Linked DNA regions of Homo sapiens: region 1 is linked to region 2. A link is a loop called in an ENCODE intact Hi-C map of the cell type or tissue named here. Cell type or tissue: MCF 10A. All regions are shown on one strand. Each heading gives the region's core, and the rest is flanking DNA. Links, peaks and the distances in the headings are about the cores only.

The links. A loop is a pair of places that touch in the nucleus more often than their neighbours do. Peaks named below come from ENCODE experiments on the same cell type or tissue, not always from the same donor. Only the 100,000 strongest peaks of a DNase experiment are listed, where the experiment ranks them.
Region 1: it touches region 2 in a loop (6-fold over the local background); 2 of 110 quality-filtered maps call a loop at or near these places.

The regions. Positions count from the first base shown.
Region 1 is chr12:130,760,293-130,763,195 of GRCh38, forward strand. It overlaps LOC105370080 (a long non-coding RNA gene), which reads left to right. Exons shown (of 5, transcript XR_002957439.2): 2 at 447-514; 3 at 1,006-1,245; 4 at 1,897-2,111; 5 at 2,712-2,831. Among named protein-coding and RNA genes, the nearest start is that of RIMBP2, 45 kb to the left of the region's middle. RefSeq lists enhancers at 1,608-2,413, 1,658-1,807. In MCF 10A, for the core only: a CTCF peak has its summit at 1,575 (motif pointing right); no DNase peak of the experiment used is centred there.
Region 2 is chr12:131,092,012-131,094,914 of GRCh38, forward strand. The region is part of intron 15 of ADGRD1 (adhesion G protein-coupled receptor D1); the gene reads left to right. Among named protein-coding and RNA genes, the nearest start is that of LINC01257, 72 kb to the right of the region's middle. RefSeq lists an enhancer at 1-87. In MCF 10A, for the core only: no CTCF peak of the experiment used is centred there; a DNase peak (open chromatin) is centred at 1,280.

The DNA of each region.
Region 1 (2,903 bases), core at 267-2,766, 330 kb before region 2:
GCAGGGCGCTGACAGAGGACCCTGGTCCGGCCCCTGCTAAAGCCTCAGCCCACAGCAGGGTGCAGCTTAGAGGGGAGTGAAGTGGAAAGCTACACTGAGAGCGCAGCTCATTGCCTGGGACTGCATGGGCAGAGGTTCCTCATCTAAAAATACTCACGAGCCACCCCCTTTCGGTGCAGGGAAGGGAAGTGGGTCCCACTGAAGGAGGCTGAAAGGGCAAGGGGAGATGTGGTTATCGCCGTGAAAGTCTCCTGGGTCCAACACACCCTCCCAGTTCACGCTCATTCCCTTTGGAGGGACTGAGTCACCTCCCCAGACACCCCAAAGATATGGGAATAAAGTGGTTATATCAGAAAAGGAGATCTCTCCAGCGACAGGGGTATCTCTCAGTGTGACTTCTTGGAGTCAAGGTTTTCTGGAAGCTGAGAGTGTGTCTGCCCCTCCAGGTCTGCCTCCACCCCAAGAGGACCTCGTGGACGTGGTGCCTCAGGCTCCACCATCCCCAGGAGAAGAGGTGGGTGTTTGTCATTTCCTGCTCCACCCCTGCAGGCCAGATCTGAGGGCGGCTGCACCTCCTGCTCCCTCGGCAGCCCCTCGTGTTCCTGTGTCCTCCCCTGTCCTCGGCCCTACTCTGTGGGCCTCCGGGGACCATTCCCTCTCTGGTCCCCACAGGCTTGGGCGAGGCGACCACTTCCCACTTTGCTGGTCCCAGGATGCATCCCATCCATGAGAGTCCCCTTAACCTTGACCTCTGGAAAGAGCCCCATCACTTTTCTCTCCATTCACCCATGTCAGGAATGTTGAATTCCTTTGCTAGCAACACGGAAAGCCTCGATCGGATCCTGTCGTCGCGCTGCCTAAAGCCCGGTGACAGCTTCCCATGGTGCTTAGAATAGAATGCGAAGCCCAACGGGCCCTGCCCAAGCTTCCACCTCCCTCCCAGCCTCCTCCCCTCACTGCACCACCAACAGCCACCACCTTTTGTCTCCTCTGATGTCCCATCAGTGCCATGCTTGGACTCGTTTTTGCTGTTTTTGGGACAGTGGTGCCATTCCCCTCCCGTGACTGACTCCTGCGTGCAGTCCCTAATCTGCCCATCACCGCCGGGGCACTGTCCACAGCATTCTGTTGATTTCCTCCACACTGTCTAACACAACCTGAAACAACCTCATCTGCCCACCACGTCTCATCTGTGCCTCCCTGCCTGGAACGGAGCTGCAGGAAGGCAGCGATGTTTGTCTGGAGGTGAGCACTGCGGTGGGCATTTGCCCCGCACGTGGTGGGTGACCATTGGGCGGGTGGGCACCCCCCGAGGCCTCAGAGCAGCAGACGCCCCTCCCTGAGCCTGGTTGGGCCTGCACCACAAGCAGCACCCAGGTCCCACAGGTCCCTCTCCACACACAGCTCAGTGCAGGCCGTGAGCAAGTGGTCGCATGCACACTGCTGACCACCTGCCTGGCATGGCGTCTGGTAAACAGCAGGTGGATATTGGTGTAGATGTGCCACCTCGAATTGCTAGATTGGGCAGAACCCCGCTAGAGCCCATCCAGTTGCAGACACAAACCCAGGGCCCAGCAGATGGTGCTGTCTGCTAGGACAAGGCTGGAGAGCAGTCGCTCCATCCAGTCACCGTTTCCCGCATCTGGACGCCTGCATCATCCCCTGGACAGCCATGCAGAACCCGCCCTGTGCAGGCATTGGAGGGCCGGGGACAGGAGGCTAACCCTCCATGGTGGGGTCCAGGCTACCCCGCACAGCATCCTGCAAGGCAAGTTCCGCACCGCGACCACAGGCGGCCACAGCCCCGCCACTGAGCACTCAGGGGCAGCCGCGGTGCAGGAGCAGAAGTTTCTGTCTCACTTTGTTTTTATTTCAGTGTCCACCCCCTGGTTGCAGGTTCCCTGTTCGCTGGTGCGGGTCTATGAGGAGGAAACACACAGAAACCAAAAGATGGAATCAGGCTGTCTCGGGCCACTTCCTTCCGCCACAGCTCTGCCTGGAGTGCCAGCCCCAGCACAGGTGAATACACAGAACCAGCGCCTCCCTCCTGGAGCTTTCCTGGGGAGACCAGTGAGGGTGAACAAGGAAGCGGATAGAGAACTCCCCGCAGCGTAAGTGCAGTGGGGACATTTGTGGCAGGGAGTGCCTGGGGAGGGTGGTCGGGGAAGGCTGCCCCAAGGAGTTATCATCTGAGCAAGACCCAAAATTGTAAGAAGTAGCACGCGGCGCTCCCAGGGAAGAGCATGCCAGGCTGGAGGCCCTGCGGAGGGGACAAGTTCAGCAGCTTGGAGGACCAGAGAGAAATCCAGGTGGGTACTGGCCAAGGTGGAGGTGTGAGAAGGAGGGCTGAGGACGGCTGGGGTCACACAGCACCAAGTTGTACCAGCCCAGGCACAGTTAACCATTCATTTTAAGAGCAAGTGAATCCCACATGCTTGACCCAAGGAATTGCTGGAAAGGTGCTGACGGATCCAAAGGATGTAGAGTTCAATGCCAAAGGGTGTGGCAGTCACCTCTCAGAGGCTCGGAGCAAGTGGCAGGGCAATCAACTCCCCTGCATTTCCATCCACAGTGCACTAAATGCCACTGAATCATCCGTCCACAGTGCACTAAATGCCACTGAATCGTCCACTCTGGAGTAGTTGATAAGATTGTTAACTTATGTTATGTGAGCTTCACCGTGAAATAAATGTGTGTGTCTTCATCCACAGCTCCTGCCTCCTAACTCACACAGCCCTGGTTATAGCCTTTTGTTATCACGTTGGGGCAGTTTAGGCCTCAGGAAGCTGAATCTCAAGACCCTAATCTGACTGTGGGTCAGAAGATCCTCATTCCAGGGTGGGTTCTGCCTCATCCCCTAGAGGAAGAAATGCTGCCGAGAAGCTGAGAAGAGTCTGGGCCAG
Region 2 (2,903 bases), core at 211-2,710:
ATGTGTTCTCCTTGGAGGCCAGAATGCCACATGCGTGCTGGTTTAGTCGGTGGATCCCAGTCATGCTGGCACAACTGGTCTGTACTGCCGCAGGTAGGTGGGAGCTCAACTTTCTGTCCTCCCTAAGGACTGGCTGGCAGGGTGCGAGGGAGTGAGGACCTGAGGTTAACACAGGGGTGGATGCAGGTGTGGGCTGGCTCAGCCAGGGACCGAGAGGAGGGCTCAGGCGTGCACTACTCAGCGTTTCTTGCTGAAGCCACACACCCAATGAAGGTGCTGGGCATGGGGACTGGTGCCGTGGAAGGCATTTGGGCCTGGCCTTAGGGAAAATTCAGCTGCACCTACTCCTGGCGCTTGTGTTCCCCGCTCAGGGTGTGCAGGCCAGGGAGGTGGTCTGGTTGTCTAAGGTGGGAGAGCCCCCGATATTGATAGACAGTCCTGCCAAGGCTGCACCCAGTGGGAAGGGCAGTGGTCGAGGAGCGTGTGGGAGGTTGGGAGGAGTCCCAGGGCCCGCCACGGTGCGCTCTTTCTTCCTGCAGGTGGCCACTTCCTCCCAGGCGGCCACTTCCCAGGCTTCAGGCATGGGAAGCGTCCCAGGCATGGGCACCTGCCTTGGGGTGGCTCTGACCTGGGGGGTGCAGGAGCCCTGTGCCAGTACAGGAGCACCTGGGAATGCCAGTCCCCGAGCACCCGCTCCTGGGGCCTGGTGGTCACAGGGAAAAAGCATTTCAATAGGACGGTCATGAACCGTGGTCTGAAGGCTGACTCTGGCCAGTGACTGGGCTTCTCCTAGCCCACAGAGGCTTAAATTTTTAAAAATTGGTTGTCAGTATTCCAAAACACAGACATTTTATCTAAAATTTGGGATTTCTTTTTTTTTTTTTTTAAATAAAACAAGAAGAGGAAGATGTGGCCACGCTGGGCTTCCCCCTCTGGCTGGAAACGATGCTGGAGGCGAGTGGCTACCACCCCTGCACTCAGGGCGAGGTCCCCAGGGCCCCCCGGTCCCCATGGCCTCCCCGTACCACAAGCAGCTGCCCCTCCTCATCACGTTCGCATCGCTCTTCTGCTTTTAGGAGACAGTGAAATGCTTCCTGCTCTTGTCTTGGTGGGAAAGTGACATATGCACTGAGAAGGACTTGGGTTAGAACTGTGGGAGGGAGGATGCTTGTTTTGGCAGCACAGTCCCACCTGGTGGTTATGTCTGCAGGCCCCCACTGGCCTCCTGAGCTGATGCCCTGCCTCTCAGGAGGCATTTGAGGTTGTAGTTTCTGAGTCAGAGGAGTCCGTGTCCTGAAACCAACTGCAGGCTTTTCTGGGCATTTCTAAATCTAGCTATGGGTGGGAAAGGAAGGGCACCGTGGGGGCACACCACGCCTTCCTGAGGCAGGAACGGCAGTGCAGCCTCCGCCCAGACCCATGGTTCTAGGCCCCGTGCCCCGCGGTTACCCAGCCAGGTGCAGCCTTGAGCCTCTCAGATGGGCCCTGGCTCCAGGGAAGGGCACAGGGCGGGCAGTGGCAGGGGCCTGAATTACACGGTGTTGCTGGGAGCTGTGAGAACCACTCTGAGCTGTATTTGCGGTCCCGAGGGTGTGTCACAGGCGGGACTGTGCCAACTGCAGTGCCGGCAGCCGCAGCATGTACAGCTCAAGTCAGAAACAGGCTCCCTCCACGGGGTCTCTGTGTGAATGTTAGCCAGACCACCTCCCAATAACACCTCCTGCATGCAGCTGGGGTTAGTAGTGGCCCCTCTGCCTCCCAGCCAGCTGGACACACAGGTCCCTCCCAGTGATGTGCCAGGTGGCCTTGGGCAGGTGCCTGCTCTGAGCCTCAGTTTCCCCGCTGTGACATGGGTGGGACCCTTTCCTTGTGGAGCTGTGGTGGTGATGAGGAGGCAGAAGTAAGCACAGCTCAGGCCCAAGCACCCAGCCTCAGCAGCACCCAGCCTCAGCACCCAGCCCTGAGCACCCAGCCTCAGCACCCAGCCCTGAGCACCCAGCCTCAGCACCCAGCGTCAGCACCCAGCCTCAGTCCCCAGCCTCAGCACCCAGCCTCGGCACCCAGCCCTGAGCACCCAGTCTCAGCACCCAGCCCTGAGCACCCAGCCTCGGTACCCAGCCCTGAGCACCCAGTCTCAGTACACAGCCTCAGTACCCAGCCTCAGCACCCAGCCCCAAACACTGCCTGACAGAGTGAAGTCACAGTGAGCCATGAGTATGAGGTCCCTAGGGATGTCCTGGCCCTGAGGACCCCTGAGAGTGGAGTGGGAGTGGGGTGGGGTGGAGCAGGCCTGGCTACTGCACCTGGGACTGCAGCCATCCCAGCATTGACCCGTTCATGGCCACAAGTCTCCTTCCATTCACTCTTCATAAGGAAGGTTCAGTCCTGTGGCTGTGGGCACCGGGGCAGGACGGTCTATTGCCCTGTTGATGGGGGTGGGGGTAACTGTGGAGGCTGGAGGGGCTCCAAGGAGAGGCCCCTCCACCCATCCCTGGACCCCTCTAATCCTGGAGGCAGAAGAGGGTCCTGCCTTGCCCAGGAGTAACAAGGAAGTTGGTTTGTTCAGCAGCGCCCCCCCGACTCCCCAAGCAATACTGTGGTTCACCAGTGTCTTCTGGCTGAGTGGGGAGGGCATGCATCCTCAGTACCATCCTCTTAGAGACCCAGAAAATTGTCACCATCCCTTCTGATTTCCCAGCCTGTGCAGTTCTTCCAGAAGGAGAGGGTGGTGGGCAAAGCCTGCTGGGTCCTTCTGCATGGGCTCCTTACCATTCCACCAGCAAGCCCTCCAGGTGCACGGGTGCACGCTGTTCCCGCCCCGCCTTACAGATGAGTTTTCCTGAGCCCTGTCCTGGGCTGCTGAGAGCTGGGCTGGGGATGGGAGCTGGGAGCTCACCCGGGGG